Regions from separate parts of the Homo sapiens genome. Here region 1 is linked to region 2. Evidence: chromatin contacts called from ENCODE Hi-C or POLR2A ChIA-PET data. All regions are on one chromosome and are shown on one strand. The core of a region is the stretch at or near the end of the contact, and the rest is flanking DNA. Distances in the headings are between cores, read along the strand shown. Region 1 holds the start of RCN1 (reticulocalbin 1). Region 2 holds the start of LIN7C (lin-7 cell polarity scaffold C).

Region 1 (3,867 bases), core at 1,247-3,746, 4.6 Mb after region 2:
AGGCCAGCCTGTGGCCAAAGTTGTGAATATGCAAAAACTGTCACCAGTCTCCACTCGCTTTCCCGTTCCCTTCCTAGTCCCCTTCTTTTTCTAGCCCCAATCTTTTTCTCCCTGTTCCTCCTCCCACTCCTCCTTCTCCTCCCTCACTCACTCAACAATTCATATCCTGCTTGCCTGATGAGCACAGAAGGTACTAAACCGCCTACCTTAGGACACTTGCATTTCAGCAGGGAGCTCTTACACCCCCAAGGTAATGCTCCTCTATTGCTAGAAATTCAGATCTCTAGGCTGGCTGGGGGAAGCATGTCTGGTCTCAGGCACAGTACTTCTTGTGCCATGCAAAGTCAGCTGGTGGGAAGGGGGGGATCCAAGGAAAAGAAGGGGACTAGGAAGAGAAGCGGGGATCCAAGGACTGGCTTCCCAGCTCTCACTGCCAGCCAGTGGGGTCACAAAGACATTGCCTCAAATGTGGAGCTGTCCTCTGCTAGCTCGTACAGGATCTTATCCTTCTCTCACATAACTACATCCTTCCATCTAGCTTATCTTACTCACCTTCAGTCTCAATTTAAATGTGTCTTCCTCTGGGAGGCCTTCCCTGATTGATTCCCATGTCTGGATCGGTTCAGTACCCCCAGACCACTACATGCCTTTCTCTGTGAGCACTTGTCATGCTGACTTGTGATCCATGGATCTCAGTTAGCCAGAATCCAGCACAGCCTGACACTTAGCAGGTGCTCAGTTTATGGAACGAACGAACGAATGAACATCTGTTCATATACACTATAGCTCTGCAGACACCATGATTATCTTGTTCTCCATTGTACCCTCAGCACCCAGTCCAGTGCTTAGGCTGTAGTAGTAAGACAGTAATGATTTATTAATTGATTGAAAGAGGGCGTCCCAAGAAAGGGACTTGCGTCTATGTTGCGACGACATCTTTATTGCAAGGGCAAGAAGCACATCCCAGACCTTTTTGAAAACATCAGGGATGGAGGTGGGAGGCAAGGCAAGATGGAGGAAATTTCTAGGAGTACAGATATTTAGCTGTCATGGTGGGTTTCCCTCTTCAACTATCGTTTCAGTTTTCTAGGGTTTTTTTTTTTTTTTATGGAGTTTCTCTCGTTTCCCAGGTTGAAGTGCAATGGCATGATCTCGGCTCACTGCAACCTTCGCCTCCCAGGTTCAAGCGATTCTCCTACCCCAGCCTCCGACTAGCTGAGATTACAGGCGCCCGCCACCTCGCCCAGCTAATTTTTGTATTTTTAGTAGAGACGGTGTTTCACCATGTTGGCCAAGCTGGTCTCGAACTCCTGACCTCAAGTGATCTACCTGGCTCCGCCTCCCAAAGTGCCGGGATTACAGGCATGAGCCACCGTGCCCGGCCTTCTAGGGATTCTTAACCTGGGGCTCATAGGTGGGGCTTCAAAAGATCCATGAATCCTCCGACTCTTTAATCAAGCACCCGTGTCAGTAGCTGTATGTGCATTTTTCTGGAAGAGGATCATGGCTTTCAATGAGTGTCAAAAGGCTGAGACTGCTCGAGACCTCACCGTCCAATACGGTAGCCATTAGTCCCGTGTGGCTCTTTAAGTTTAGATTTAAATTAAAATTTCAGTGCCTCACTTACACTAAGCTACACATCAAGTGCTCAACAGCCACTACCTACAGGCCAGACCAGATAGAGGGCATTTCCATCATTGCAGAAAGTTTGATGGGACAGATATCTGTATTGGTAGCATTACCAACTGAATACAGGTAAGATTGGATCCAACTAGTGCTTTTGTAAAATGAGTTACCAACATTTAGAAATAAAACATAAAAATCTAAAATCCTGATTGATTTCATTTGGGAAACAGGACTATCTATCAGCGTGGGGCCTGCGTTCCCCTGGCAGCTGGAACGCACAGTACCGCTCCCTTTAGAGGGACTCTTGGTCATATAGAAGTTCCCCGCTTGACCCTCCTTGACGACTGACAGTACGACCCTCGTTTCTAGGGGACTTCGCCCGTCTTGGTCTCCTTCCAGGCTCGCGTTTGTAACCAGACTCCAAATTTTACTAAATGGGGTTGAATTGGGTTTGAGAGCACATCTTAGAGCAGGGTCTAGGGCTGAGATTCGGGGTCTCAGTTGGAAGTTGAGGAAGGGCAACGTCTCCTTCCTTACAGTTTTCCCGGAACTGTAGGAAGTCAGAGGGAATTTTATCCTGCACATCTGTTGCTTGACAAAGAACTTCCCAATCCTCCTCCGAGCCCTCCAGTCCCTAGCCCAGTTCGCCCGGGCCCGCCCCTAGCAACAAGATCGCGGGGAGGGGCCGAGGCGAAACACGAGCCCCGCGCCCACCACCCCAGCTGGCGACGTGGCTCCGCGGCCCCGGCTTCCCCCGGCAGCTCAGCGACCAATGGGCGCGCGAGCGGGGCCGCCCGCAGCTTCCCAGCCCGAGGCCCAGGCGCGCCCCTCTGCTCCGGCTCGGGGCGGGCACTGGCGGAGGGACTGGCCAGTCCCCTCCTCCGCGCCGGCCCCAACCCTGTCGCTGCCGCCGCGCTCCGAGTCCCCATTCCCGAGCTGCCGCTGTTGTCGCTCGCTCAGCGTCTCCCTCTCGGCCGCCCTCTCCTCGGGACGATGGCGCGCGGTGGCCGCGGCCGCCGCCTGGGGTTAGCCCTGGGGCTGCTGCTGGCGCTGGTGCTGGCGCCGCGGGTTCTGCGGGCCAAGCCCACGGTGCGCAAAGAGCGCGTGGTGCGGCCCGACTCGGAGCTGGGCGAGCGGCCCCCTGAGGACAACCAGAGCTTCCAGTACGACCACGAGGCCTTCCTGGGCAAGGAGGACTCCAAGACCTTCGACCAGCTCACCCCGGACGAGAGCAAGGAGAGGCTAGGGTGAGGCCGCGGCCAGGGCCCCGTGGGGGGCGGCGCAGGTGTCCGAGGGCCGCCTGGGCGAGAGCCACGCGGGATACCACCGCCAAAGCGAAAGCGAAATCGCGCGCGCGGCCTCGAGGATGGGGCCCTGCCCAACTCGGCGCTGGGGCTCAGGCTAACTTGCTGGAGGGCCCCGGGACCCCAGCTTGGAGATCGCCGCCGCCGCGCCCCGGCCGGGGTGGTTTCTCGCGGGGAGGCGAGAACGTGGCAGCGGCCGCGGGAGCCAGGACGGCGAGGGCCCGCCCCCTCCCCCAGGTTGCATCAGAAGGGAGGGGAGAGTGCACAAAAGAAGAGTTTGTCCACAGTGGCCTGTTAGTGCCATGAGTTCCTCCCCACTCTCTCGCAGTTTCTCTCTGATCCCCCACTCCCGGGGAGAAGGGCTTGAGACACTCGCTAAGAAAATCTCAGGGATGAACATAAATGGATAAAAGATGAAGGGGCAGGCGAGCGACAGGCTTGCTTCCTGGTCTCGGCCGCAGTGGTCTTGCCTTTTGCCTAATCGCCCTGTAAATCTATCGTAAGGAGTCTGGGCGCGGTGACTCACGCCTGTAATCCCAGCACTTTGGGAGGCCGAGGCGGGGGGAGGGGTGGGGAGATCACCTGAGGTCAGGAGTTCGAGACCAGCCTGACCAAACGGCGAAATCCCGTCTCTACTAAAAATACAAAAATTAGCCGGGCGTCGTGGCACACGCCTGTAATCCCAGCTACTTGGGAGGCTGAGGCAGGGGAATCGCTTGAACCCGGGAGGCGGAGGTAGCAGTGGGCCGAGATTGCGCCACTGCACTCCAGCCGGGGCTAGAGTGAGACTCCATCTCAAAAATAATAAAAATAAAAATAAAATAAAATCTAGTGTAGGGATACAAAAATCCGGTTGAAAAGGGACACGCAGTTTCCGATTGGAAACACGAGGGAGCAGGAATGGAAACGGTTCGCCTGAAACGTTTCTGTTGGCAGC
Region 2 (3,738 bases), core at 240-2,739:
CGAGATCGCGCCACTGCACTCCAGCCTGGGCGACAGAGCAAGACTACGTCTCCAAACAGCAACAACAAAAACACAAAAGACCAATACGTTAGAATCTTAACTAGCTTTCAAAGAAAAAACTTACTCCTGTTAACACCAAACAGATTTGCTCCCATCTATAAAACACAGTGCCACTGTGCTCAAGAGGAAGATGTCAGAGACTTAGGCCTAACTCGGCAAGTCTTCCCAGAGTAGCTAGTCCTCTAAAATGATGCTTTAATAGGCTTAACGGAAACAATCTCATTTACAGTGAGGCTTCCAAATGGTGAACACGGTAAAGAGCAAATCAGCAACATTAAGTGCACATTTGTTTGTGGGAAGGCATTAGGAAAGAGGTTTTTCTAAGTACAGTAATTCTAAAAATGTGTTTTCTTAGGGAACAATAGTAATATTTAGACTAATTGCAAATGTTAATATGTGCAATATAATTTCAGTCTCCATCCTACATATACATTTTTTTTTACCACCAGTACTCAAAATGTTTATTTGTACTTCTCAATTCCTATCAATGATTTCTAATGCTGGTGTATGAAAAGCATGCTTGAAATTGTTTGAAATAAAGGACTTAGGGACAGAGTGGAATGCTGGAAATCTGTAAAAGGACTGGAAACGCTGGAATGCTGGAAATCATGGTAGGCGCATAGCCAGTTATTTTCGTAGGCTTCTCTATCTCTAATTACTCAGCAGAGGTGGTTTTATTTTCCTTGACAGTCTGCTCTAGGAAGCAATCAGCCAACCAGTTTGCAATTGTAGGGTTTGTAAGAAATGAAAAACACTGCACCTGCAAGTGTTTTAGCATCTACCACTATTCGGCTTACTTACGTAACCTCCTTCCCAAGACCAAGTCAGTAGGATTGTTTTTAAAGCAACCTCTCCATTTCTAGGAGGGGCACAAAAGCTAGCAAATACCCCAACCCGAATACAAGCGAGGTTGTGGAGAAAGTAATGAAGGAGTTTGTGTGCAAACAGCGGGGAAAGGAGGTTCTGTTGAATTGTACCGTGTGTCCGTTCTCGTGCTGTACAGGCAATGAGTGTAGTCTGTGCGAACCGGGTGTGTGACGTTTGCTTTTCGGGTGTACGGGTCTCCGAATGCTGCTTCTGCTGTGCTCACCAAGGGAGCGCGTGTGCGGCGTGTGTCTGCGAAGCGGGCAGGTTGTGTTTAGTTGTGCTGTGCCTTGGAACAGTCCGTGTGAACAGAGGAGGGCTTACGGTTAACAGACAAAATACCGTAAGCGCCCTTCCTAGAGCCAGGCACAGAGACAACGGCGGCCTCTGGCGCCGGCACAAGGGACAGCGTGGCCCGGATCTCAGAGCCTGGGTCACTCCTCCTCCCCTCCAGCGACACAGCACTCCCCCAACCCTTCCGCCCACCTCCGCCGAGCCTCGGCTGCACTCACCTCTCTCCAGCCGCACGGGTTCCCCTAGCGCCGCCATCTTCTCCCTTAACCTACAGACCCACAGGAAATGACGACAGAAGGGCTGAGGTGGGGGGGCGGGGCCTAGGGGAAGCCGGAAAAGTGAGTACCGGCTAGTATCGCGAGATCAGGAAGGTGGCCGAGTGTGTCGCCGCGGCCATCAGGGTAAGGGTACCTGGACTTGCGGCTTTTTAGGTCGGCCTGGCTCCGCTCCTTCCGCGGTGACGAGGTCCCCCGGCCTCCTAGGGTTGGGAAGAGCTGCTTTCCTGACTCTCGTTCCCTGCCTCAGGCTTCCCTTATCCCAATCGCTTCGAACCCTTGGCTCAGCGTAGAGGAGTCAAGCCTGGATTCTAGTCCCACCTTGCCCATTAGCAGCTCTGTGACCTGGGACTGTTCACTTACCCTCTCTCAGCCTCAGTTTCCGCATCTGTACAACGAGAGGTCCTATCTCTTAGGTCCTTACAATTTTTAAACTCTGGGATTCGGTGGCAATTAAATGTGTAATGACATGTTGTCAGTTCTCAATTTGTGACAGCATTGCTTTAAATTTAAAAATCCACGGCTTGAATCTTCCCTCCAAATCTGTTAAGGGGTGGAAAGTACAAAGAGCATGAAACATATCTGGGTGAGGGAGAGAACAAGGTGCTTTGGTGCACCACAAAGTAACAATTTTATAAGCAGCTGATTCTTATAAAATCTTAAGTAAATGAAATATTGTGAAGCAAATAATATTCTTAATGCATTACAGATTTTTGAGCCACTTCTGAAATTTTCGCGAACCAAGAAGAATTTTAGTACTTGGATTTGACTAACATTTATCCAAGCCCTTAGTCTGTACTGATACTGTGGTAGGTGTGTTTACATCCAGCATTTCAACACTTCATGATGGGACTGTTTTAATAACCTGTTTGCCCCTGGTCCACCCTTTCCATTCACCTTTAGTATTTTCTTCTCCAAATCCATCATGGATGCCACCACTATGCTCCTTTTTCTCCCCTTGAATTCTGATTTCATCATCACAAGTTCTGTTCAGAAACTTTCAATGGTTTCTCTCCTGTTTCCTATTTCTAAAGCCTTGCATACTCTGACCCTAACTCATCCAACTAACTTCATTTCTCATTACCACTAAGTGCAACCACCACTTCAGTCCAGATAGTATAGTTTCAACCATATTTATTCCTGATTCCAAGTCTTTTTGTTTGTTTTAGAGACAGAGTTTCTCTCTGTTGTCCAGACTGGAGTGCAGTGGTGCAATCACAGCTCAAGAGAGCCTCCTGTCTCAGTCTTGCCAGTAGCGAGGACTACAGGCAAGCACCACCATGCCTGGCAAATTTTTAAATTTTTAGTAGAGATGGGGGTCTTGCTATGTTGCCCAGGCTGGTCTCAAACTCCTGAGCTCAAGCAGTCCTCCTGCTTTGGCCTCCCGAAGTGCTGGGATTACAGGCGTGGGCCACTGTGCCAGGCTCCAAATCTTCATTTGTGTTGTTCTTGTGTGGAATGCCCTTCTTCATCCCTTCCTAGTCTCCAAACTTTGTACACACTCAGTTGAACCCATTTCGTGGGTCCCTGCTGAAGGCATGCCACTTCTACCAAGCCTTTTCTCCATATTATTCCCCTTTTTTGTCCTCTGATGGCCTAAATACGTTGCAGTAACACTCAGGTGCTTATCTCTTACTCGTTGTCATTTTTTTTTGCTGCAAATGTGTTCAAGAAATGTTTATTAAACACCTAATATATACCAGGTGCCTTGATAGGAATACCAGGTAGAGCAAGACAAATGCAAACATTGCCCTTATTTCTTCAAATATTTTTTCTTTCCATTCTCTTGCTCCTCTCCTTTGGTGTGACTATTGGAGTCATGTGCATGTACATAATATACATGTATATTGAACTAACTGGCATTGTCTCACAGCTCAGTGACGCTCTGTTCATTTTTTTTTCAAGATTTTCTTTATGTTTCCTTTTGGATAATTGCTATGTTTTCATATTCATTAATCTTTTTTCAATATCTAATATTGAAATCCTGTCCAGTTCATTCTTCATATAAAACATTGTAGTTGTTGCCTCTACCAGTTTGATTTGGGTGTGGGTGTGTGTCTTACATCTTTTATGTCTTAACATGCTCAACTTTTCTGCAGCTTCTTAAACACATAGACTACAATTATAATGACAGTTTTAATATCCTTGTCTACTAATTCTATGATCTATGCTATTTCTGGCATAGTTTCTATTGATTGATTTTTCTCTTCATTACAGTTCATAATTTCCTGCTTCTTGCATGCCT

What was found. Hi-C counts contacts between places; a loop is a spot of excess contacts on that map. ChIA-PET counts read pairs that join two places held with the same protein, here RNA polymerase II (POLR2A). Pooled maps may share reads with other maps.
Region 1: a pooled map shows a loop between it and region 2 (12-fold over the local background). The contact joins the promoter of RCN1 here to the promoter of LIN7C in region 2. A Hi-C loop is called at or near these places in 1 of 37 single-sample maps with no recorded cell type and 10 of 50 pooled maps. POLR2A ChIA-PET finds 5 or more read pairs at or near these places in 1 of 52 experiments (GM12878).

Annotation. Positions count from the first base shown.
Region 1 is chr11:32,088,578-32,092,444 of GRCh38, forward strand. RCN1 (reticulocalbin 1) reads left to right here and starts at 2,497. Exons shown (of 6, transcript NM_002901.4): 1 at 2,497-2,873. The coding sequence starts at 2,620. RefSeq lists a silencer at 2,212-3,241 and an enhancer at 3,710-3,867.
Region 2 is chr11:27,505,280-27,509,017 of GRCh38, forward strand. It overlaps LIN7C (lin-7 cell polarity scaffold C), which reads right to left and starts at 1,490. Exons shown (of 5, transcript NM_018362.4): 1 at 1,437-1,490. The coding sequence starts at 1,473. It overlaps BDNF-AS (BDNF antisense RNA), which reads left to right and starts at 1,573. Exons shown (of 7, transcript NR_033315.1): 1 at 1,573-1,619. RefSeq lists enhancers at 1,051-2,250, 1,407-1,536, 1,607-1,896.